Linked DNA regions of Homo sapiens: region 2 is linked to region 1. Evidence: read pairs that join two places in POLR2A ChIA-PET (ENCODE). Cell type or tissue: CD4-positive, alpha-beta T cell. All regions are shown on one strand. Each heading gives the region's core, and the rest is flanking DNA. Links, peaks and the distances in the headings are about the cores only. Region 1 overlaps LEF1 (lymphoid enhancer binding factor 1). Region 2 overlaps LEF1 (lymphoid enhancer binding factor 1).

What was found. Peaks named below come from ENCODE experiments on the same cell type or tissue, not always from the same donor. Only the 100,000 strongest peaks of a DNase experiment are listed, where the experiment ranks them.
Region 2: POLR2A ChIA-PET joins it to region 1 with 20 read pairs; 12 of 35 experiments call an interaction of 5 or more read pairs at or near these places.

Annotation. Positions count from the first base shown.
Region 1 is chr4:108,102,489-108,114,655 of GRCh38, reverse strand. The region is part of intron 3 of LEF1 (lymphoid enhancer binding factor 1); the gene reads left to right. Among named protein-coding and RNA genes, the nearest start is that of LEF1-AS1, 59 kb to the left of the region's middle. In CD4-positive, alpha-beta T cell, for the core only: no CTCF peak of the experiment used is centred there; DNase peaks (open chromatin) are centred at 6,425 and 7,345; H3K4me3 peaks cover 1,145 bases; H3K27ac peaks cover 6,140 bases.
Region 2 is chr4:108,153,332-108,165,498 of GRCh38, reverse strand. LEF1 (lymphoid enhancer binding factor 1) reads left to right here. Exons shown (of 12, transcript NM_016269.5): 2 at 336-402; 3 at 1,798-1,931. Among named protein-coding and RNA genes, the nearest start is that of LEF1-AS1, 8.1 kb to the left of the region's middle. In CD4-positive, alpha-beta T cell, for the core only: no CTCF peak of the experiment used is centred there; DNase peaks (open chromatin) are centred at 4,328 and 5,488; H3K4me3 peaks cover 7,500 bases; H3K27ac peaks cover 1,543 bases.

The DNA.
Region 1 (12,167 bases), core at 1,817-9,816:
ATTAAGTCCCATATCTTTAGCTCGCAGAGTTTGTCTGCTCATATGCACCACACTTAAACGTCCACATCTAGAAAACACTCTTGTTTTCACATCACTTGGGGCTGTTTCCCCAAACTGCTTACCTTTTCACCATGGCTTTGCTGTTTTCCTCATTTTGACCTTTTCTTGTTAACATAAGATGCTTGTGTGTTGTTTCTGCAATAACCACTTTCTGGAAGGGCCTAGTTGACATTTCTTATCCTGCTGTTTTGACTGTGATGATGATGATCATTATCATCATATATATGATTCTTTGCATACAAAGTGCTTTTACAAACCCTTTATCGTTTAGGCCAAGCTTGGTCCTCCTCCCTGGCTTCTTGTTACAGATTCCTTTACTTGACTCTGATAATACTTTTTAAATTAGTTTGCTTACCAAGTGGGTTAACAATAAAGAAGAGAGAAAATCTCTGAAGGACACTTTTCCTTTATGTTTGTTTGCCTAAATGCTAAATAACTGGCCTATTACAGTCACAGAGTATGACTGTAACTACTGACTTAAATATGCTGATTTTCTGCAATGAAAAGAATAGCTTTTGATAAATGTTAATAAATAGCTCAAAATTTTTGAGTAATCATAACTTCTTGAATTTTCTATAACATACTTGCCTTAAAAAAAACTCCAGATTGCTTTAAACTTATGTGTTTATTTTTTATTCTTTGTCTTCATATAGTGGTTTTTTAAATGAGTTTAGGGTCTAGAACTAAATCTTTTACAGCTGAAAGCAGAACAAAGCAACTTTCAATTGGATCCGTCTTTTCTTTTATTCAAAATGATTATTCTAAGCACTTGTGACAGTGGGTAGCTGAGTAGTAGAAATAGCCACATAGTGCTTCATCCTCCTTGCCTCTCTTACTTTTCTCTCGACATGCATACCTGCAATTTATCCATGGTCCCACCCTCCCAACACATTACTGCTGTTTTGCATTTGCCCATCCTCCCATTTGAAGGAGTGCCAGGGAGGTCCTGTTGAATTCTTCGAAGAGCAGATTTGTAGTTGTTGTATGTTTTGGTATTTTGACAGCACTAGATGCAGACTTGGGTTTAGGGTGCTGTGATCTGCGGCAAAAACAGGATGTTTTAGGTGAGCCTGACTGTACAGGCAGTGGGCTTGTGGCAGGGTGGGTACTCCCTAACTTTGGTCCCCGTTTCCCTCCCACCCCCACAACAATTTCTTTGTGTGTGGGTTTGTTTCAGGACTTGTCAAAAGACAGTCGTTCAGTAGGTGTTCCCTTCTCCCCTGTAACACAGCTGCGGAGATCTGCACTTCCCCCACCCAAACTCAGCTGGCTCTCCTCCCTGACACATGCCCCTGGCAGCAACTAGTGCTCTGGAGCTCTTCTACCTTTTTTCTGCCGTTCTCAAAATGCTATCTGGTTCCATGTAGCTTTCTTTCTGATTTCCAGATTGAAAAATCTGAATAGATTTACTGGCAAAATGTATTTCTTCCTCTTTAGTGAACTGTATGGCACTAAACAAAGAGAATGGTTTCCATCATTGTATTAATTAAAAAACACACCCTGTCTGTTTCACTATAAGAACATCTCACCTCGGATAGCATTCCACAGCTCAGAGATGTGGCAGCATCAGGCTTCCATTCCTGGGCTTCTGCCATTCTAATGTTGTTTTTCCTCCAACAGGGTGGTTTCTGACAGTGCTTTGATGACATTGTCTAATGGTGTACTTAATGGGTAGCTGGGGGATGTCTTAGAGACAGATAATATTTTACTTTGTAGAGTTAGACTCTGGTTTGACTCTGCCTTTTCTGAGAAGGCTGTTTCTCTACAAGGGTATAGGATTAAAATCAGGAGCATATACTAATTATGTGAAACTATTTGTACTAATCCCACTTGCAGGTAATGACATTTGTTTACTGTGCAGCTGATGCTGATTTATCTTTACATTTTATCTAGTTAACAAACATACTTATATATCATTACGAGCCAGAAATCATTCTAAGAACTTAACTAATAGCAGCTCACTTAATCCTTAACAACCCTATGAAATAGGTACTGTCATCATGATCCTTATTTTCCAATGAGGAAAAATCAAGGCACAGAAAGAATAAGTAACATGCCCAAGGTTGTACAATAAGTGTCAGAGTTGAGATTCAGCCCCTGGCAGTCTGGCTTCAGGCGTCATCCTCTTACTGCCTCATGGCTGTGTGCCCATGGGTGGGTGGGACTGGCCATCACACAGTCCTGAATGGCATTGCAAGGGACATTTTTCTCATTGCCTGGAGAAACCAGGATCAGAACACTCTACCCCAGGCATGGGGCATGCAGCGAAAAACTGACTCTCAAGCCTAGGAGCTATTTGTATTGGCTTTGGTCCTTGGACCTCTGCTTACAGAAGCAGAGACCTCACAGCCTTCATCTGACCACACGAAAACCATCATAAGCTCATAGGACAGGGTTCCAGAGATGGAAGCTTCTAATGCCCCAGCAGCCACACAGTGTGTATCAATGCCTGACCTCCCAACATCCTAGCACCATTGAACTCCCAACAGGTCATTACCACTGTTTTTTGCCTGTTTCCAACAGCCGAGCTCTTTGCATACTCAGATCACTAGCTGCTGAGCCTTGTAGGGGAATTAGGGCAGGGTCGATTTCACAGATGAGAAGATACAGTGTCAATAGTCCACCATAAGACTAGGACCTAAATCCTGCTGCCACTTTTTTTGTATGTCAGTACTTTTACTTTTTAACCTGAGACAGGTTCTCAGTCTGTCACCCAGGCTAGAGTACAGTGGCGCAATCACAGCTCACTGGAGCTCCCAAGCTTAGGTGATCGCCCACCTCAACCTTCTGAGTAGCTGGACTGGAAGGGTGCACCACCATGCCCTGCTAATTTTTTTGTATTTTTTTGTAGAGACAGAGTTTCGCCATGTTGCCCAGGCTGGTTTCGAACTCCTGAGCTCAAGCAATTCACCTGCCTTGGCCTCCCAAAGTGCTAGGATTACAGGCGTGAGCCACCACGCCTGGCCTGTATGCCAGCACCTTTCTTGCCTCCCTCTACCTCATTTTTTCTTTACTCTTCCTCCTCTGATTAAATAAGGTAAATGGTAATAAATGACAGTTAGGGCTGGAAATATATATGGTGGCTACAAAAGATAAAGAATCACTTTTTGCAGGCATCTCCTGTTTTCCCCTCCTTTCCTCCCTTCAGGCAGGAGTTGTGTGGCCTGCAAGATGGCCTGGTTGCTGGAAGGTGACTTAGTCAATGATGCAGTTCATTGGCTGGGTCCCCAGGTACACTCAGCAGGTGGTGCTTTCAAAGATTAGCTACAGGCCAATGTGCTGAGAATCAGGATAATAATGCATCTCTTGTGCAGTCATCACAGCTTTAGATACATTCAGGAAAAAAGCCAGTGGGAATGGAAGGAAGGCAGAGACTGTCACAACCACCTGGGCACATCTTGCATTTCTTCATTTGTCCTTACAGGGGCTCTGTTTGCATCATTAACATGAATAATTCTTTCTTCCTTTTCATTATGTGTTCTTTCATTTGGTGTATCCTATGGAAATATTGGGGGTAGTTATTGATTAGCACTATATTTTGCCTTGGAAGAACTTAGAGAAAATTACTGATCCAATTTTACCCAATTGTTAGGTCATCTTTCTATATACTAGTTTACCTATCTTTCATCCAATTTAGTAAGTGTTCATCTTCATTGAAATGCCATAAAATGAGTTGTAACCTAGAGTCTGGACAGATTTCAGAGATATTATGGTTCTAGGACCTACTCAAAGTTTGAAATAATAGGAAAGATTGCAGTGTGCTTACTAAGCAGCCATGAAGGGCTGTGAATTCTGCATATTTTCTGTAATTCTTACTACAAAACTGTAAGGTGGATATTATCTTCATTTTACAGCTGAGGAAGCAGCGGTTAAGTCACTCAACGAGGATGATGGAAGGGAGCAGGGTCGAGGTTTGAGGCCAGGTCTGTCAGTCTTGTCGCATACCTAGGAGACCCGCATGATGTGCCCATTGCAGGGGGTGGGGCACAGATCAGCTGTGGTGATTTCCTGAGAGAAGCAGTGATACCATTCTTAGGAGAGTAAAGAAAGAAAGAACATTGATATGTCTGTCTCTTTAGTGGGGAAAAAAGCTCCATTGTGTTTTTTTGCTTTAAAATATCCATAAAAATTCAATCTCAAAGACAATTGCAATCATCCTATTAGCAACCTTCTAGGCAACAGACAAGCAGTAGTTTCACTAGGGGCGTAGTAAGGCTATTAAGTTGTAGAGATAGTAAATGCCTGCAATGTATCATGTTTGAGAAAAATTCTGACTTCAGAGAAACAAGAATAGTGAAACTTGTTAATTTTAGAAAGTGAAAACATGCTCTATAAGGAAATGGTTTATAATACTTAGTGACCCCTGCTGCTGTACTCAAAATAGGAAAGGCAGAAACATTTAACAGTTAAGTATTGTTTGGAGAATGTTAATTTTCTACTTGGAAAACTGTTTGCCAACAATGCCACCTGCCATTCTTCTGCATCTCCCCTCCTACTGGAGGCTTCGTGCTCTTGCTGAAGAGAACAGTTCTAATACAAATCCTCATTACTTTCCCTTTCACACCTTTCCCCCACTAGACTTTAAAAGTGATAATTGCTTGAAATACTGGGAGAAACTAATTTGTATTGGTAAAGCTCCCGTGAACTTCAAACAAATCTGTGTTCTCTAATGGTGACTTCTTTTTAATTATGAGGCTGGGCAGGTGTGTATTTTGTAGACCTGCTGTGCCTGCCCCCCTTCCCCAAGAGCCTCCCATCTCAGCCTGGGACACTTGATGATGGAAAATAACTTCTCTGGATTAAAAAAACCATCTCTATGTATACAGTAAGAGGCCATAGTTTAGAACCTGAGGGAATGTCTTATTCAGTACCCTGAATGTTTTGCCTTCTGTTTTCTAGATTAAAACTTACATTAGATGGGAGTGGTAATATCTAGTGCCTATTGGTCACCATTCTAAGCACTTCACATGTTTTGTTTTAACACTTACATAGTACTTGCTATGTGCCAGATGCTGTTCTAAGTGGTTTGCAAATATTAATGCATGTCCTGCTCATACAGTCCTTCAAGGGTCACTCTGTTCTTAATACCATTTTACAAATGAGGAAAAACTAGGCACATGGAGATGGAGAGACTTACCAAAGATCACCCAGTTGGTAAGTGACAGAAGTGATATTCAAACCCAGGCAGTCTGTCTCTGGAGTTCATGCTTAATCACCTTCCATACTGGAAAACAACTTGTCCCTTTTTCATTTTTAGAGGCCTTTCTAGGTGATTACAGCCTCCAGCAAGTCAACAGCGTTTAGCTTCTGTCTGTTAATAATTGAAATGAATTGAGCGCCGAGGAAGTGCTCAGGCTAAAAACACTGAGACGTAATAGTTGATGGCCTTACAAGGAGTGGATTTCTCTTCTTTCCTCCAATTTAATTAGTTCTGCACAGGGGCTAACTGAAATATGCCTAAAGATTGCATGCCCACAGCAGATAAGTAGCTTCTAGCAGATTTAACAAATTACCCTTTGTCTGCCAAGCTCCTTTGTTATCAAAACTACATCCCTAGGTAGAAATGTTAAGTTTTTGCACATCAAAGTTTGCATGCTAAGCTGGGGACACTGGAGAGACCTATTGAATTTGATCCTTGGTCTGGTTCCAATCCTGTATTCCTGGTTGCAGATACAAAATGAAATACACACATAAGTCAACTCTATTTGTACGATCTTCAGTCCAGATCTTTTTAATGTAATTAAGAGGGTAAGAGTATGAAGGAGGAGAGAGAAACTTGCAGCTCAACAGGAAGAGCTCGTTTGCTTGTTTTCTGTTTATTTTTTATCCTAATATTTAACTGCTAATCCTAACGCAGTGCATGTGTATCTTATAAATAAAGAAACTGAGAAGTTAGTGATTTGTATTGGTTTCTTGAGTGATCCTGTTTACCACATGGAAAAGTCTGGTGAGATGAACAAGTGGGACTGCAGCACTTGCATGTTTCTCCTGACAGTGTGGCTGCTCTTATTTTGATGGAAGTATCCCCAGTTCCAAGACCACTGGACATCTCCCACATTTTAATATAATTTATTTTATACATACAGAAGGAGAACAGCATCTTTATGTCATGCTTTAGGTTGGATAGGAAAAATCAAGTCCAGAAAAATATTATTAGCGCTGCATCTCTTAACCAGGTCAGGTTGCAAGGAGAAAGGGTATACTACGAGTGAGTCAAATCTAGAAGAAGCTGAAAGTAAGAAAGAGGTGCTATGACAAACTGATTGCAGATAAGATGATGATAATCTAAGACCTTTTTTTATTACCAGCACAATGTTAGGCTTGTTACAAAACAGTCATCTCTTGCAAAGCACCTGAAGGTTGATGTGGAAAGTCTGAGCAACTGGAAAGGAAACCTCAAAGTCGAAGCACACTGTTAAAAGCTGTGTATCAAGGTTGAGGTCCTTTGTAACTATACACTTTCCAGAGTGATTGAATAGATGGTTGGGTCTCATCGAAACTTGCATCTCTCTCTTGAATTAAAGCGAAGACCAGCCTCACTTTGTAGCTTGCTTTGCTTTTCCCTGTCCCTGCCCAGGAGACCTGTCCCTTTCTAGCCCGCTTTAGCACTGTGGATGTCTGACTCTGAATTGAATTGTGAGAGCTGTGCTTTCTGGGGATCTCCTAGCTGTAAGCATCTAGAAGATCAGTATAAGCATCTTCATGTGGTAATTGTCCTTTTGAGTTATGTGCCTGTAGTAGGTTTTCTGTCTGTTGTTCTTTCTCTTATCAGTAACGGGGAAAATGGCAGTGAGAAGCAGCATGTTGGGGGGCGGGGGTGAAGAGTGAAATTGGACTGTTAGACTCCATGATAGTCAAAGGACATAACATCCTATTTTACTGTCCTTCAGAAGAGCTAAAATGTTCTCAGAGAGTGACAAAAAGATGATAGTTACTTCCTTGACAGCAACATAGGGAGAAACTTTATGAAAAGCTAGAAAATTTATATGCATCTGACTTCAGTGACTATCCAAAATAAATTTCAAAGTATACAATTTTTTTTTTTACAAGACAGCTCAAGTAGCACCACCATTTCCCTTTAAAAAAAATAAAATAAGCCTTTTCCCTGATTGTAAGGATTATGCACAATATTCTAGATAAAAATTTTGGAAAGCATAAGAGACGAAAATTACCTATAGTCTCACAAGTTAATATTGTGGTTTACATTTCAGTGCATATACTTCTGGTCTTTTTTTCTCTTTGTAGACTTTCTACGAAATTTCATATTTTTCCCAGAAGTCAGGCTGCTAGATCTGTGTGATCTTTACCAAAAAAAGAAAAAAAAAAAAACACCTTTCTCTGTCTCTCTGCTTATAAATTCTATCAAGTTTGCCTGCAAAGGTCATTGACCTCAGCTCTTCTTCCGAGGCATGGGTCCATATATTCGTGCAGAATAAAACCAATAAAAGTCATAATGAGGGGCAGAGAGAGTGGATTGTTTAAAGGCTCACTCCTTTCGAGCAAGATCAATGAGTCTTTTTATCTTAAGAGGCATGTGAGATGTGGGGTTTTTTTGTATTTTCCAATCATGCACAAGTGACCAGCCAGCTGTTGGACTCTGGGTGACAATGCTTGTATCTGACCTGCTGTCTGATTTTTTCTCATTCTTCTGTCACTACCCATTTTTCAACCTGTGTCCGCCTCCATGCAGATGGGTTTCCTCTCTCTGTGCACTCACAGAAGTAGAAAAGGAATGTAAATATGTGTAAACTCCCCTTCATTGGTGAGTGTTTTTAGATGACCATGTAATGTCACTTTTTCTTGCATATTTTTGACCAACTTGACTGGGTTTTGGAAAAATAATTTGTATTTCTCCCACTGATCTTTGCAACTCATCCAGGATAGGTAGTCTTCTGGAGCTATGGGATGGCTCGGAACCAGAAGTTGAGCTTTAGAGTCTAGTGCTGGCTCTACCACTTTGCAGCCCGATGACCTCATACAAGTCACTTTATAACTTGTGTTGCATGAAACGACAACAAAAGTACCCTAATGTGTGTACATCAGTGCACCATATTGTCGCTGGCTTGCTTCCACTGGACACTGAAAATGAAGCCCATCATCTTTCCTCATCCTGCCTGCCTGCCCCATCCTAGTCCGTAAAGGCAGCCTCAATCTTGAAAACCTGGAAGCCTCTTTCTCCTGGCCTTTCCCCTTCACCCGGCACACCCAGGCTGTTACTGTCTTCTTCCCTTCCTTATTACCTCCTGCCTGGAGTTTCATCTCCTAATGGCTGGTTTTGTTCTTAACATTACACATTATAGGTGTTTGCATATATGTCTTACCTCCTTGAGTAGATACTAAGTTTCTTGGGAATAGTGATGAGATTTTACTTATCTTTGTCTCCTTGTCATGCTTCCTTGGGATAGCACCTTAACATGGTAGGCATTTATTTACTTAAGTACTTTTTGAGTTGGATAGGTGAAATTGACTGATCAGACCGTTGATCTCCCTGAGCCATATCTGGGCTCACCTCTGAGCATTTGTGACTGGGTCTGGTAGTAGCTTTGTATCCCAGGTGGGGCACTGGATTCGGGGTGGCAACATTTGGAGCCCGACTGCAGACCCAGCTGCCTGACTTGTCTGAATATCACTTTCGTCATTGACTGACTGAGGGTGGTTAGAATTTATTGAACGCTTAGGCTCCTTCAGCTCTGGAATTCTACATTAATAAACTGCTTTGCACTTGATTACTTTGAAGTGGAAGTTTCCCCCCTTTCTTTATAAGGTAAATGAATATTTCATCTCAAGCCCAGGAGTCACTTTGCACATATCCTGTGATGGGAGGCTAATGAAAGCTTTGATAGAGACCTTAAATTGGGAGAGATGGGATCATATCCATTGCTCTATCATAAGAATTTCACCAGGTCTATAGAGAAACGAGATAGAAGACTTAAAATTTTCATTCATAGCTGTACAACTCATGATTTGAAACATTATTAAAATTAATTTTGAAAACACTTGGGAAAATGGAGATGTTTGAGGTAAAAACAATTTTTGAAATTCAAAGAGTGGCTTTTAACCTTTTCATTAGAACCCTAGTAGTCTTCTTAAGGAGTGGATATTAAAAGCGGGTTCAGGCTGGGCGTGGAGGCTCACACCTGTAATCCCATCACTTTGAGAGGCTGAGGCGGGCAGATCACCTGCTGTCAGGAGTTCGAGACCAGCCTGGCCAACATAGTGAAACTCCGTCTCTACTAAAAATACAAAAATTAGCCGGGTGTGGTGGCACACGTCTGTAGTCCCAGCTACTCAGGAGGCTGAGGCAGGAGAATTGCTGGAACCCGGGAGGCAGAGGTTGTGGTGAGCCAAGATTGTGCCACTGCACTCCAGCCTGGGCAACAGAGCAAGACTCCATCTCAAAAAAAAAAAAAAAAAGTGGATTCTTCATGCAATTTTAAGTTTAAAAAAAGCAGTGTTTTTAAATGTAGGAAAAACGTAAACCCATAGTATTAAGCTCTGAGGGTTAAATATGTATCGTTTCCAGGTTATTGATGAAGACTAACTGGGCCTGATGACAGAGACTTTTGCTCATGCCTGTGATTTTAGAGTCTGCACGTTCTCTTCAGCTCCCGTGTCACATGCCTATCTCTCACCTGGCAGCTGAGAACAAGCCTAGAAGACAGTGCGGACTCCCAGGAGGCTTGCACATTCCCTAATTGTCCTCTGGCAGTTTGGAGGATACCTGAAAAGGCACACCTCCAACTCCTAGCTGTCAGTTCACCGGCATGCCCCCAGAGAGTCAGATTGATGCCATTTATGGAACTCCAGAGAGAGCCCTGGAAGGGGAGGGGCAAGGAAAACTAATAACAGCCCTTTTGCCATCATGGGGAGATAGGCCCAGGAATTGAGGGCGGGGAGTGGGAAAGAGCATTCATAGGTATGTCCTTCATACGATAGTTTGGGTGTCACCTGTCTGCCTAAACATATACAATATGTCGTACTTTGCTGTGGGTTGGACACTGGTTATATAGCATCCCAATTTTAGCTTGCTGGAATTCCCCTGTCATCACTACATGTGAAATTACAATGTTCAGAGATATAATATGTATATTATTATTATATAATAATTTATATATATATTTTATATATATAATTTATATATAATATTTATTGTATTTTTATATATATATAAATTTCACTTGGTAAAATTTCACTTGGATTTGCCTTCTGTATAAAGTAAAATTAGCCTTCAATCAGTGGTTTTTGGTATATTCACTATGTTGTACAACTATCACCACTGTCTAATTCCATCACTCCAAACAGAAACCCGGTATCTGTTAGCAGTCATTCTCAATTACTGCCTCCACTTAGCCCCTGGCAACCCCTCATCTACTTTGTTACTATGACTTTGCCTGGTCCGGACATTTCATATACATATACATATACATATCATATAATATGTGGCCTTTCTGTTTATGGTTTATTCACTTAACAGAATGTTTTCAGAGTTCATCCATTGAATGTCAGTACTTTCTTCTTTTTCATAGATGAATAATATTACATTGCATTATATGTACCACAATTTGTTTATCCATTCATCAGTTGATGGACATTTTGAGTTGTTTTCAGTTTTTAACATTGTTAACATTTGTATATGTGTATTCATGTGAATATATGATTTCAATTCTTTCAGAAGGAGTGGCATCACTGGGTCGTATGGTAGTTCTATGTTTACCTTTTTGAGGAACTGCAAAACTGTTTTCTATTTCTTTTGAATATCTTTAAACCTCAAAACATCAACTACTTAGAATTTTTTAAGAGGAAGAGGGAGTTAAATTAACACTTTTCTTTAGAGAAAACAACTGAATTAGTAGTAAGAGGAGAAGGAAAAATTCAGGTTATGTTAAGCAAAAGAAAACATTATTTACATTGACTTACAGTGTCTCCACATTTACACATTGAAATGATTAAATAGGGTGTGTGGAGAAAATGAATTCCCACAGATCTTTTAATAGATATATCCAAATTCCGGTGAAATCAGTTGTAATTATGGTCAAGAATTAGATGTAACAAGGTAGAGAAGATATCTTGAGCATTTCTAGTTAGCTGGAAGAATTGAGAGCGTGAAGAAATTTGTAGCGTAAACTGGAAAATTAAGGGGAAGGTGAAAAACATAGGCACATAAATTCATTCCTTAAAATGGATGTTTCTTTGTTCTGTGGATGGGATTTTTCTGAATATGCAAGAATAGCTTACATTCTTTCTTGACATCCCATTTATCAGCTTGTCCTGGGAATCACAAGGCTTGTGAATAATATACTGATTGATTGTACTGTTCATTAGCACATTCACATGATATTACATAAACATTTCTAAAACATAAACACAGATGATGACAGCATTTTAGGAGGAAGGCGAAGGTTCCATAGTGATGCTTTGTTGTTTGGCTGCGTGTTTGCAGCTTGACAATTCTCACTCTTGCCTCTGAGGCCTAGTGGCCCACTCTAGGTCAACTTTTGAGACCCACGTAGTGACGGGAGCTGCGTGCTCTTAGAGAACCAGAAAATGGGCTGCATCATGGTTTGGTGAAAGAAAACAGGATTGAGTTCTACTGCTTTTGGACTTTGCTGAGCTTTCTTGTCCTTCTCTGAAACATGGGATATTTATTAATACCTTTCTTGCAGGGTGATAATGAGATCCAAATGAGATAAGGGTCATGGAAGCACTTTGTAAGCTAATGTAAATGTGATGGTTTTCATTATTGTTTAATTATAGCTTTCTCCCTCAAGACATCACCCTTTTGTTGGAGGAGCTCATTCATAGCTATACCACACTGCCAAAGATGTGTCCTCTTTGAAATAAAGTACTTACTGGAGACTTAGAATCCAGACCACTGGAATAAGACAGGACTCTTATTCCATATTTGCTGTATGTAAGACCCTAGCTCTGTAATCATACAAGGCATAGAACTTAGAACCACTGAACATCATGTCCCTGTATCAGCTGGAGTCTTTGCACTGACTTTATGTCTATGCAACTGACTCTAGGTGCCTCCTATCTCCTTCCCTTCTTCTGAGACTGAGGAATGCCACTTTCCTCATCACAGACTTGTCCAACTGAGTTTTTCT
Region 2 (12,167 bases), core at 1,740-9,739, 51 kb before region 1:
CCTGTAATATTAGGCATCCAAGGAGCCTTGATATGGTTTAATAAACAGCAGTCAGAACAGCATGTGGATCATTCCCAAATTTAACTATATTTTTATTGGTTTTGTTATTATTTATACGTTTTTGGTCCCGGGTGGATAATAATCACTCAAAAATACATGTTGACAAGAAAAGGATTATGCAGTACTAAACACTAGCGTATGTCTCTCAGAGTATAAAACAGAGTTGCCCCTAAACCTCTTCCTTTGAATTACCAGCGCACACACATTTGTACCATTATTGTCACAAACTCTAAGGTGATTTTCTTTCTTTTGGGTGTGGGGATTCATGATGTTAGGTGGCCAGACAAGCACAAACCTCTCAGGAGCCCTACCACGACAAGGCCAGAGAACACCCCGATGACGGTAAGACACCCATTCTACTTCTTCTGACTTTAGCAGATAAGGGGTGCAATTTGTATAAATAGGTGTGTTTTGTTACTTTTGAGTTCAAGAAACTGGGACTAGGTCAGACTATGCCCACTATTTTAATGGTAAAGAAAACGCAGGAAACTTATGGCTTACCTCTAATATATATTACATAATTTAAAAACTGTTTTTGAATGAGTTAGGGACCCTTGGATTTCAGGTGGGTTCCAGATTCTTTGGGAAGAGGGAATGTCTACAATGAGTTTTTCTCTTCCTCATCTTACCTTAAATCCTAATTAGCTTAGATCTTTAGTATTTTTAATATATTATTAAGAAGAACGACAGTATATATCGATTTATTTTCCAACCAGAATAGTTTTGAGTGGATTTTCACTTGCAAAATTGCTGTTTCTTGTTCCTTATTACAGTGAAAAGGCCGGCAGTAAATGAGCAGAGCAGAATCTAACTTGTAAAAATATAAAACTTATAATTAGGAATGTGCATATCAGAAATGATACCCTTTCTCCCTATTTCTGATTCTTGCTAAAAACTTTAAAATTACATACATATGTATTTAGACTTAAGGAGAATTCTTTGTGACTTTAAAAGAATCAAGTAACCTTAGGGATTTCTTGTCAGCCTATCTGTTTTCCATTAATTACTTAACAATTGGCCTAACTGAAATGAAGTGTTTTTACATACAATATGTCAACCAGGAGCAGGGAAGAGAATTATATATTAGGCTTCTTCCTCAGCTACAAGATAGTTACACAGATTAACAAGAAGAAATACACATATCGAACAGAAATTTTTTGGCAAAATGATCTAAGTGTAGCACATAAAATTAAGCCTCCCAGAGTTAATCCTTTATAAATTTAGATAGTTGCCTATATACTAGATAACAACTCTTTCAGTAGAATCTAGAAATTTTTCTAGAAATCTGCAAGCACAGGTAGAATCTTTGAGTTTGTCTACAAGGCAAAACATAATTTCAAGTGTATAAATCTCTGTGTTTGTGTGTAGCTAGATGGCCTAATATATTTATATTACATTTTTAAAGTTGTGTGTGTTCTGTATATTTTAGTCCAGTTTGTTAGTATTAGAACAAATTAAGTTAGATGGATAACACTTATTTTTGTAAAAACATCAGTCAGTAGTGGAAGAACTGTTTGAACTACATGTTTTTAAAACATCTGGTTTGCTGCTAAGCTATTTAAGAGAATAAATACTGTCAATCTAAAATAGAGCATAATAATCCAGTTACAGTATTTTGTAAACAAATCTTTTATGTAGGGTCTGATTTATCTTAGAACTATTAGATTTTCAGATGAAAAATACAGTAATATAAAAGGGAAGTCAGTGCATCATTGATTGTTCTTTGGATCTTCCCAGGAAAGCATCCAGATGGAGGCCTCTACAACAAGGGACCCTCCTACTCGAGTTATTCCGGGTACATAATGATGCCAAATATGAATAACGACCCATACATGTCAAATGGATCTCTTTCTCCACCCATCCCGAGAACAGTAAGTAACATGCTGATGTTGCAAATTATGTTCAGAAGTGCAAATTGATTTGTATTTTGGCAGAATGTTTATTTTTCCAAACTCATTGGTAATGCTTTCATTATATATAACTAGTCGTTGCTAAATAAGAGCTGTTATGAGGAATGGCCACCTTAAAACAGTGCTACCTTTGATGTCTTGCCTTTGAAATTTTAGCTTTTGGCTTATTGATTAAAATAAATATGTAACAGATCATAAGTTATAAAATCAAGTGAAGTTACATCAACAAATCCCTGATTTTATGAGTATTGTGCATTCTATGCTGATGAGAGGAAAAAATTGATTTACTTTTTCAGCTAAGTAAGGACTGTATAGCTTTTAATGCCCACAAGCTTTCTAGAATCAGAGCTACTTTAGCTCATTTGGAGCTGAATGTTTGTTATGTTACTTTGGCTTTTCAAATGGTGTCTTGTTTTATTGTATCGGCCAATGTTTCCTTAGGATCGGTTTGGCGGGGATGAGTTATTTTTGCTTTATTGTCAATTGTTGAGAAAGCATCACTCAAAGATAACCCTAATGAAAGTTGTTCCTTTTTTTTTTAATCTTGTGGTTTAGTTAACTTTTAAAATTCTAAAAATGCAGTGGTATTATAACTGCATTATGCAAATGCATAACATTATAAAGAATTTCAGGTTTATTTGATGATATTTCTCTTAGGAAGTGGAAACCTCATTTAAGTGAGAAAATACCTAAATGGTAACTTGTGTAGTATGTAGATGTAAAATGTGCTGGTGATGGAGTTCTCTCTTAGAATTAGCCCACCAGCGTTGGTGACGGACTTTTTACTGACCCATCAATATATTTACCTTCTCTCCAGCCCCACTCTCCCTTTATCACCTAACCCCCAATGAAAAACACATGTCTATGGGTCTCGGGGATTAGGGTTCCAGTCTCACTGACAGCCCTGGAGGTCAAATCTCAGATTGTAAAATGGAACCTATAGTGTTTGACTTACTTGCCCAGTGTTTCTACCAACTGAAAAAAATCAGTCACAAACATCTGGGAAGAGTAACGTTGTTAATACCTTAGTGAACAAAATCTGGGAGTGAGAAGATTCACTAGCAGAGAATAGTGGCTCAAAATCAACAGTTATCAACAAGAGTATTTGTGGTTATCATTACACATAATCTTCAGTTGTTGAAATGATACTTATATCAAATATGATCACTTTGAGCACTGCAATTTAGATGTTATTGTAATTATTTTCCAATAAATTGCTAAAGGATATTTGATCTCTCAGCTAAGGAATAAGCTTTTTCTAATTTTTATATAGTAGTTAAAGTGGAGATCTTGGGGTTCTAATCTTGAGGGAGATCTTGTGATGGTTGCTGTAAGAAATAGGTATTTCATATTTTATTTTAAGGCTTTTCAAGTATTTAATGATAAAGATGTCTGTGTGATGAGGATGAATCTCCTACTTAAAAAGTAATTTAAAAAAGCAAAAATAGTTTAATATTTAGAGGCCCCTCAAATAAATGCTTGAGTTTTAAAAGTTGTAGGAGACTTTAAATTTTTGAACAAAACATACAAATATATAGATATCTCTTTAATATTTGGGCAGGTTTTTTTGCTGTTTTTGGAGGGGGTGGAGAAGGGAAGGAGAATATGTTTTAGATAAGGAATATTTGAAGATTCCTGTTAAATCATTTTCAGAATAACAAATAATCTTTCCAAATCAAAGTAGTGTTGGTGACAATAGAAAATAGCCACAAAACAGCCTTACGTTTTTCAGCTGTGAGTATACAGCATTTGTGGAATTTATTTCTTAAAAAGATCAGCTACTTCTCCTTTCAAAATGGTAATTTTAAAAAATCAATATAATGAAAATTTATTGGTATTTATAAGCAATCCCTAAGAATATTGAAAATTAAGCTGATCTTCCTCTTTATGCCAGCATTCTGCCTTGTGTTTCCACAGTCTTTTCTCCCAATCTACCAGTATACTAGTCATTTTGAAATTTTGATAGAAAATATCTTTTGATAGAAGGTATTTATTGTTAGTGTATGTATTAAAATTTTGAGGTCAGTGAATCAAACAGTCATTCATTGTTTAGGAAAGATTTGTGGCCAGAATAAATGTTGGTCTGGGTAAAGTGTAGGAAAGAGGTGTGGTCAGGAAACAGTTACCTTACCCTGTTATCTGTTGCTTTGCTTTATTCTGTTAAATATTAGGATGTATTTATTTTAGGCATGTTTTCTTGAGATATTCTGCAGTTTGCACAATTCCAGAAGCTTTTCAGCTGTAACCACAAGACTATGTAAATTTTTTTTTTAGGGTCCAACCGAAGTGAGTTACAATCTTTGGTTTTTAATACCTAACAGCTGTTTTTAATGTGTCGGAGATCAAAAACACTAACCGGAAGACAGCCTCTCTTCTTCACCCCTAACCACACTTCTGCCTTCTTGCTCTTTAACTCTGTCCTTAGCAGGGCTGAGTGTTTGTGTCACTAACATCCACAGTGATAGATTTTCATCTAGGGTGTCAGGAGCATGGTGACCATTTGTGTTTGGGCTTAGGATGGGAGCATCCCCTTGGCATCCTGCTTCTTGAATTTCCATTACAAACAATTGCTTGTTTACTGCATCTGCTTCCCAAAAGTGTTAGGACTGGAAAAACACCTGGGGTGGGGGAGGGACCTGACCACTCCTTCCCTAAACAGTCTTCTGTTTGTATCTAACTGCAGACAATCCAGAGGATACCAGCTATGGCCAACTGGCATGCAGAGAAATGTTTCTGCTGGAATCTAATTATAAAAAGTGCATATGCTTTTGCTTATTTTTTAGACAAATGCTACTGTGTGTATCCTGGAACAGATTTTACCTATGACCAATATACAGTATTACCTGTTCAGGAGCACCACTTTCACCTACTCAGCTTTTTTTCTTCTCAAGGGGAATTTTAATTGGCAAATTACATCCTTCTAGAACTGGAATCCTTAGGGGTGTGAATGTGTCTATACCAGAAATCTTATGAATGGGTCTCTCACAGAATTTTAAATAAGAATTCTTAGTTCAGATAAATTGGGTCTAAGAAGAAAGCACCTATCATGACATATTTGGTGTCAGCGTGAGTTCTTAGGGCATAGTAAACTTTGGCTTGAGTTGGTCTTCTTCACAGAGAGTGAAGAGAAGATGCAGAAGCCTGTTAAATATTTTAGAGCCAGGACCCTGGAGAGTTTATTAAAAGCATACTCCCAAACCTTTCGTTCTCTGAACTTTATTTATGAAAATCCCTGTAGGCCAATGGTAAAGTATTAAAAGAAAAAAATAGTTCTTTACATCCCTAGTTTGGCTCTGGCAGTTGTGTGCCTGAACACCGTGTGAATGGTGAGCTTGGCCAGCTTTAATGTAGTGAAAGTTCCCACTGGCCTAATGCACTGTGGTTATTCATCTTAGGCGTCAATCTTCCATTTGTCCCGCATGCAACCCAAATGTTTAACACCTTAGAAAAGAAACATCTCATTTCTCTTCAGATGCTTGGGGAGGGAAAAGCAACACAGTGCAGGAAGCTGCAGCAAACGTTGCAGCTCAGTCACATCAAACCACAATAACACCTGGTCAGTGTAGCGCTGCAAACTTCATTGTTTTTGGTTCTTTGTGATCTTTCTAAGAGTCAATTTTTAGGTGGGAAAGGAAAGATATGGGTGTTCTCATTTCAGCTATCTTTTAAAATGTTTATTTTTTTAAAGTAGAAATTGCTATGAAAATGTTCCATGAGTTCTTTTCTAATTACCTTGTATAACTTAGTTCTGTTGTGACTTTTACCTTAAGGGAATCAACACTTTGGTTTCTATTAAACAGAATTATACCTATTATAACTTTGTCTTACCTACCCTGCATATTTGTACTTGCTTATAAACAGCTAAAATCTGATTTTGTCATTGTTCACATCTGGAATTAAGGAACTAAGTTGGACTTGTCTAATCAGTAAGCTTCTGAATGTACCACTGTACGTGACATTGTTGGATACCTTTGAAAATAATCACATAAATAATATTCAAGGATAGATGGAGACTAAGGCTTATATCTCATGCAAGATTTTTAAGGTAGAGTATCTTTTCACTTTATTGCAAGAAGCTATTGAATTTGACTTAACCTATAAATAATTTTCACTTTTCTATTTTAAGTTGTGCACTTTTTGAAGCTAAACACATTGAGTTTTCCCCTTCAAGTGGAGAATAAGTTTTAGAAAGTGTATTATTCTAACTCAAATGTATATATAGATGTCAGGAGAATGTGTGGGAAAATTCCTCAGAGCCCCCAAAGTTTCCTGTTTGATCCCTCCTTCATGGCATTGCTACAATTTGGGACAGGATCATAGTCAGAATAATTGGAAGCGCTTGCCATTCCCCCATCAAATACCTTATGGCCAGTTTGCTTATTTAAGTGTGCCAGGAAGCCATACTACATGTAACCCTTGCAGAGCTAATATTGCATTTACATGCCTGGTTCTTACTCAGATAGTTTTTTTGAAATGACCCTAGTAGTTTCTTCTTCATTGATAAAGACATGAGAACAACCCAAAAGATAGTCTTAAAAAAAAAAGACCACACACTAAAAAAAAGACCATTGAGCCAATCCGCAAAAATCTTGCTTTTGAAGTATTTTTTCCACTCCCATACAGGTCTTAGATTTGCTCTCATCAACCTCATTATTTTGATCGAGTCTTCCCTGTGGTCCGAGACCCTTATGTGATTTAACAGAGCAGAGGTAGGGTCTCACAAATGGGACTCTCTGGACTTGAATTTGTAGACTCACAAGCACTTGCTATAATATCAATTTTGTAGCGGATGAGTTTTTTTTTTTTAATGTTCTTTAGACAGAACCATTTGGGTTTATGTGATTGAATTTTTTTTTGAGCAATCAAAACACTTCATTTTTGACTCCTTTTGTTCCTCATTTATGTATCATAGACATGACTGGAATTTTATAAAGCTGATTTCCTTTTGATTTTGGTAAAAGACTTGGAATTTAAAGAGAAAACATGCCAGCACTGTCTGTAGCAAGCAGAAAAACATATATGTTTTATTCCCAGGTAAAAGTAGAGCTCAGCATTATGTAGGTGCTGCTGTCCTGGGACTAAAGGTTGCGCGCTCTCTCTCTCTCTCTCTTTTTTTAAGGGAATGTTCATTTAAAACTTGTCCTCTTTGAAGCTGTTGCTTAAGTGTTTGTGCTGAGCTGAGCCAATCTGTAGGAAGCTAATACTGTAGTAATCAAGACACTTAGTACTCTTCTGTGCTATCCTTACATGTCCTTACTTATTTAGAAAAGGCAGCCATTGGATTTTATTCAGATAATTTAAAAATTATACTTTAGGTTCATGATTACTTTTTAAATATTATGATCTTGAATTACCTGCCTAGGAACTGTGGACTCTGCTATAAACTCTTTTAGGGATATAAATCATCCAGTATCTCAGATAGAGAAGATGAAAGCCTTAAAATATCCTAGAGAACAACAACAAAGACTGGGGGTGGAGGTGGGGGGAGTTGGGAGTTAATCTGTACCAAAGTGAAGAGCGGGGAGTTGAGCAGAGGACTGGACAGGGAGCAGGAGGCATTGCTAACTCAGAAATTCTGATAATCTAGCTGGGACTATTTGCAGACTGTTAGCAGAGGCTGTGTAGAGGATTATAAAGTCTCTGTAAAAGAGTGCATTTGTATAATACCCACTGTAGCTAAACCTGTAAACCTGCTGCAATTATCCACTTGTTATCTCTAGATCACTTACAAAGCTCACTGAGCGATGGTACTCACATGCCTTCAATCTGTATAGGGAAAATTGCAAGGGCAGTGCAGAGCAAGCAAGAGTTTTGTTGCCAACCCCATTTTTCCATTTGTAGGAGAAATAGGACTAGCAGAGAAGGTTGCATCACAGAGTGTCTAGAAATACAGTTTATTTTTGCAGCTAGCTAGGGACAAGTAGAATCTTTAAAAAGCTGGATTTGTTGACCGTTGTGTCTACCTATGCTCACACATAACCCTATGTGGAACTTGATGACAGTTTTGCAGATGAAATTTTGATCTTCATCATAGTAATTTATTGTCATTGTTATGTTCACCTGTAAAAAGTTGCCTATTGCTCGAGGCAGGTGGATCACCTGAGGTCAGGAGTTTGAGACCAGCCTGACCAACATGGTGAAACCCCATCTCTACTAAAAAATACAAAAATTAGCTGGGCTTGGTGGCAGGTGCCAAGCTACTCAGGAGGCTGAGGCAGGAGAATCTCTTGAACCCAGGAGTCTGAGGTTGCAGTGAGCCCAGATCGCACCATTGCATCCAGCCTGGGCGAAAGAGCTATATGTGTGTTTGTGTGTGTGTGTGTGTGTGTGTGTGTGTGTGTGTGTGTGTATATATATATAGAGAGAGAGAGAGAGAGAGAATGAAGAGGTAGATATAAGTTAGGGTCTCTAAAAAGGAGAGTGGTTCTAGGGTAGCTTAATTTTCTTTTATTATTGTTGTCAGCTTCTGAATGAAACAGTAACCAAAGCAAAATTTTAAAATTTGACCTACTAAGATATATTTCTTTTATTTGTATAAGTTTATGGAGTACAAGTGTAATTTTGTTACATACATAGATTGCATAGTGGTGAAGTCAGGGCTTTTATAGTATCCATCATCCAGATAACATATCCATTAAGAAATTTCTCATCATCACCCCCCTCCTACCCCCTCACCCTTCTGAGTCTCTACTGTCTATCGTTTGACACTCTATGTCCACATTATTTAGCTCACACTTACAAGCAATAACATGATATTTGCGTTTTTACTAAGATATTTTTATAAATCTTTTTTAATCCTGGAAACCTTACAATAAAAATTATAAAAAATGTTGATGATAGTTAATCATCTAGTAATCAGTTACCATCATAAAGTAACTGGGGGACTATCATCAGCAGTCCTCCAGTTTAAACTCAGGGACTGCTGATGAATTATGTTAGTTACAGTCAGCCTAGCACAGAGTAGAAACCTCAGTAAATGTGCTGAGTTAATAAAGAATGTAGAAGAAATTTTGCATGTGTGTTTTCTGGATATTTCCAAATGATCTGTCTTTATGAAACCAAATGCTACGTGAAAAGTAAAACTTGAAAGTGTTTACTAAGTAATCCTTAGTATTTGATTATTTTACTTTTTCTCTTATTTTTTGCATTGGTGAATAAAGTAGCATTAGACCAGTGTTTTTAATGAGGAAGTCAAAACTACTCCTTATAGAATATAGAGTTTCCAGATAACTCCTGAAAACAGTCAGCCGGGGGAGTGCACTACTGGAATAAATAAAGAATGGACTAGACCCTCATATGAGGATTTATCTTAGGAAGTACTTATCTGTTAGTTAGGTCCTAGAAACCTAATTGAAGAAATGGAGATGATAAAACTGCTTTTTTCAGAAGGATTCTTGAGATGGAAACACAATACTAGTAAAAAGAAAACCATCTTCAAGTATGTTTCAGAATCATGTGGTTAATGCTTTTCAATTCATTTTTATTCTCTTGGCAATAGAAGGAACTTTTTTTTCAGTATCACGAGGTATTTTCAGCTATTAAAAAGTTCTGTCCTTTTCAAATACACATGGCAGCCTCAGTGCTGACTTTTCTAGGCCATTGTGTTTTGTAAATTGATTCTATCCTTTTGCAATGTGGTGAACAAAATTTTTGAGCCTTAATTAGGGAGAGATAGGTAGGCAGTGCCCTATGATGGCTAAACATAGAGAAGGGAAGGACTAGGCTAGATGTTAAAAGACCTGAGATCTAATGTCGGGTCTCCATCATCTTCTTCTGAAAACTTTGGGAAGGTTAAATGGCATATTAATATCGGGCTTGTCTACCTGATCTGATTGATGAGAAGTTCATATGGCACAAAGCCTGCAAAAGCGCTGTTTTCTAGCTGTGGCCGCAGAGCAGGAGTCTAAGATGGTGTAAGTCAGTGCCTTGGGCCCCACCTGGTGGGATTTCTGCAGCTATAAGAAGTGCTTGACTCTACCCGGGAAACTCCAGAGAAAGGGAAGAAACTTTCGGTTCCTATTGTGCCATCATGCTGACTCAGAATTTGGATACTGGGTGAAGGCCTTACACAAACCTTTAGAAAATGTTTGCATAAATAAAAATTCAGGGGAATGTCATCGTATTTTTACAGATCTGATTTTCCTCTCTTGGGCTCGCTTTCCTTGTGATTGTTAGGAGAGCAGCAGATTTTCTTCTTTAGCACCGTAATCCACCATGAAAGGGAATGAGACGTATGAGGGAACAGATTTCTAAATTTCAGGTTTGTTAGCCGAAAGTCTCATATCCTTCTAATATTTGATATGAAATTGCCAGATAACTCTTAACTACTTGAATGGAGTTGAATTGAGGTAAGAATATGTTTTTGGTTAGGAGATTTTTTTTTCCCCCTTAATCCCATAGGAGCTGGGGTTTTCTCTCTACTGCAAAAATTATAGAGAAAGGATATCCAGGAGCCGTATGAAGGACAATGGGCAAGTTATTTTTTTTTGCCCTTCGAATTTCCTTCTGGCTTAAATTTTTCTAGCTTTCTTGTCACCGAAAAGGATCACGTCCAAAGGGATGTGTTGGCTGAACAGCAAGGAGAAATCAATGTTTTTCTAGCCTCCTGGGAAATTCCAGCTTCTTTCCTTTCAGGACTTTTCTTTTTCTTTCAGTAAAATCCCATGAATGTTAAATATTTATATATTGGATGCAGCTTTCTTTGTACAGGATCCCTCAATTTTGAACACTATAAATGGTACCTTAAAATAATTATGGTCATATCATCTTTGTATACTGGTTAAAATGACCTGGATCGAGGGAAAAAGGTGCTGAAATCTTATCTCAAATATATTAGACTTTGTTTTGGCATCTTAAAGTCTGTAACAAAACCAAAATATGAAGTAAATAATATTTACTGTTTATTACAGTTGGGCTGACCAGTCAGCTGTCTGGCAGTGTTAGGAAAATAATCATTGCTTGAATTATTTTTTTTTCTTATTTGTATTCATACATTAGAATTTTAAGTTAAAACTCAAGTTTTTTGGTTTTTTTTTGCTTGAAAAAGAAGGGAAAGCAACTGATTTTTTTTTTTTTTTTTTTTTTTGCTACTACCTTGTGCTACATACTGTGCGAGGCACCTTACAGGGTTGTCATATTTAATTTAATCCTAATGTGAAAACTGGGGTGAGTGTTATACTCCCGGTGTTAAAGACAAGGATCCATCGTCAGCGACAGCAGTAACCTGCCCCAATTTAATACGGTTCCTTAAGGTCTAAAGACTTGTTTGTTTTCATTTAAAATAGCCATATTTACCTTTAAGAATACAAAGTACTTATTAAATTCATCATAATATTGATTAAAATTGAAAGCAGAAGAGAAATTGTTACAATTTTCTTGAAAATTTCAAAAATGCTTAACCATTTTTATTAAAATAAAAAGAAATTTAAAAAGCAATACATGTTCACTGGAAAAATTAGAAAATTCAAATAAGCAAAAATAATACCAAATATTAAATTCCCAGGATCACATTGTTAAAGACGATCACTTTTTCTGTGTGGCCTTTTAGACTTCTTTCTGTGCACACATATAAATGTAGGTAAACAAACACAAATACTTGTTATATATTCATGGCAATAGGAACATAAGGTATCATTTTGCAACTTGCTTTTTTGCCACCAACTTATTATGTATATCTTTTTCTATTAATAAATAATCTTCTGTAACATCATTTTTAATAGATTGCCTAATTTATTTAACCAGTATTTTATTGGTAGACATTTAGATTGTATCACCTTTTTCCCCACCTTATGCAGTACTGTGATGAAGTGCATATATTCTAACTAAAAGTTTGCACAGATTCTGAATTGTTTCTTTGGAACAAATTGCCAGAATTGCAGTCAAAGGCAATGCACCTTTTTAGGTAGGAGTTACCTGCACTGCAATTTAATCTTAAAAACATGTTTATAAAGTTAATATTTAAAAATATGTACTTGTTTACATTCAACTTTCGTTGTGGTTAGTGTTTTGAGGCTGATAATTTTCATGCCTCTTCAAGTCAATAATTAGTCCAGCAAAGTCAGACAGAGGGAAAGTGTAATATCAGCTTTATTATTAATAAGGCCAGACAGTATCAGGCAGTATAATACCAACTGTATTATCAATAAGGCTACATTGGAGAACGTGACTTGAACTGTGATACAAACCATGGACTTCCTT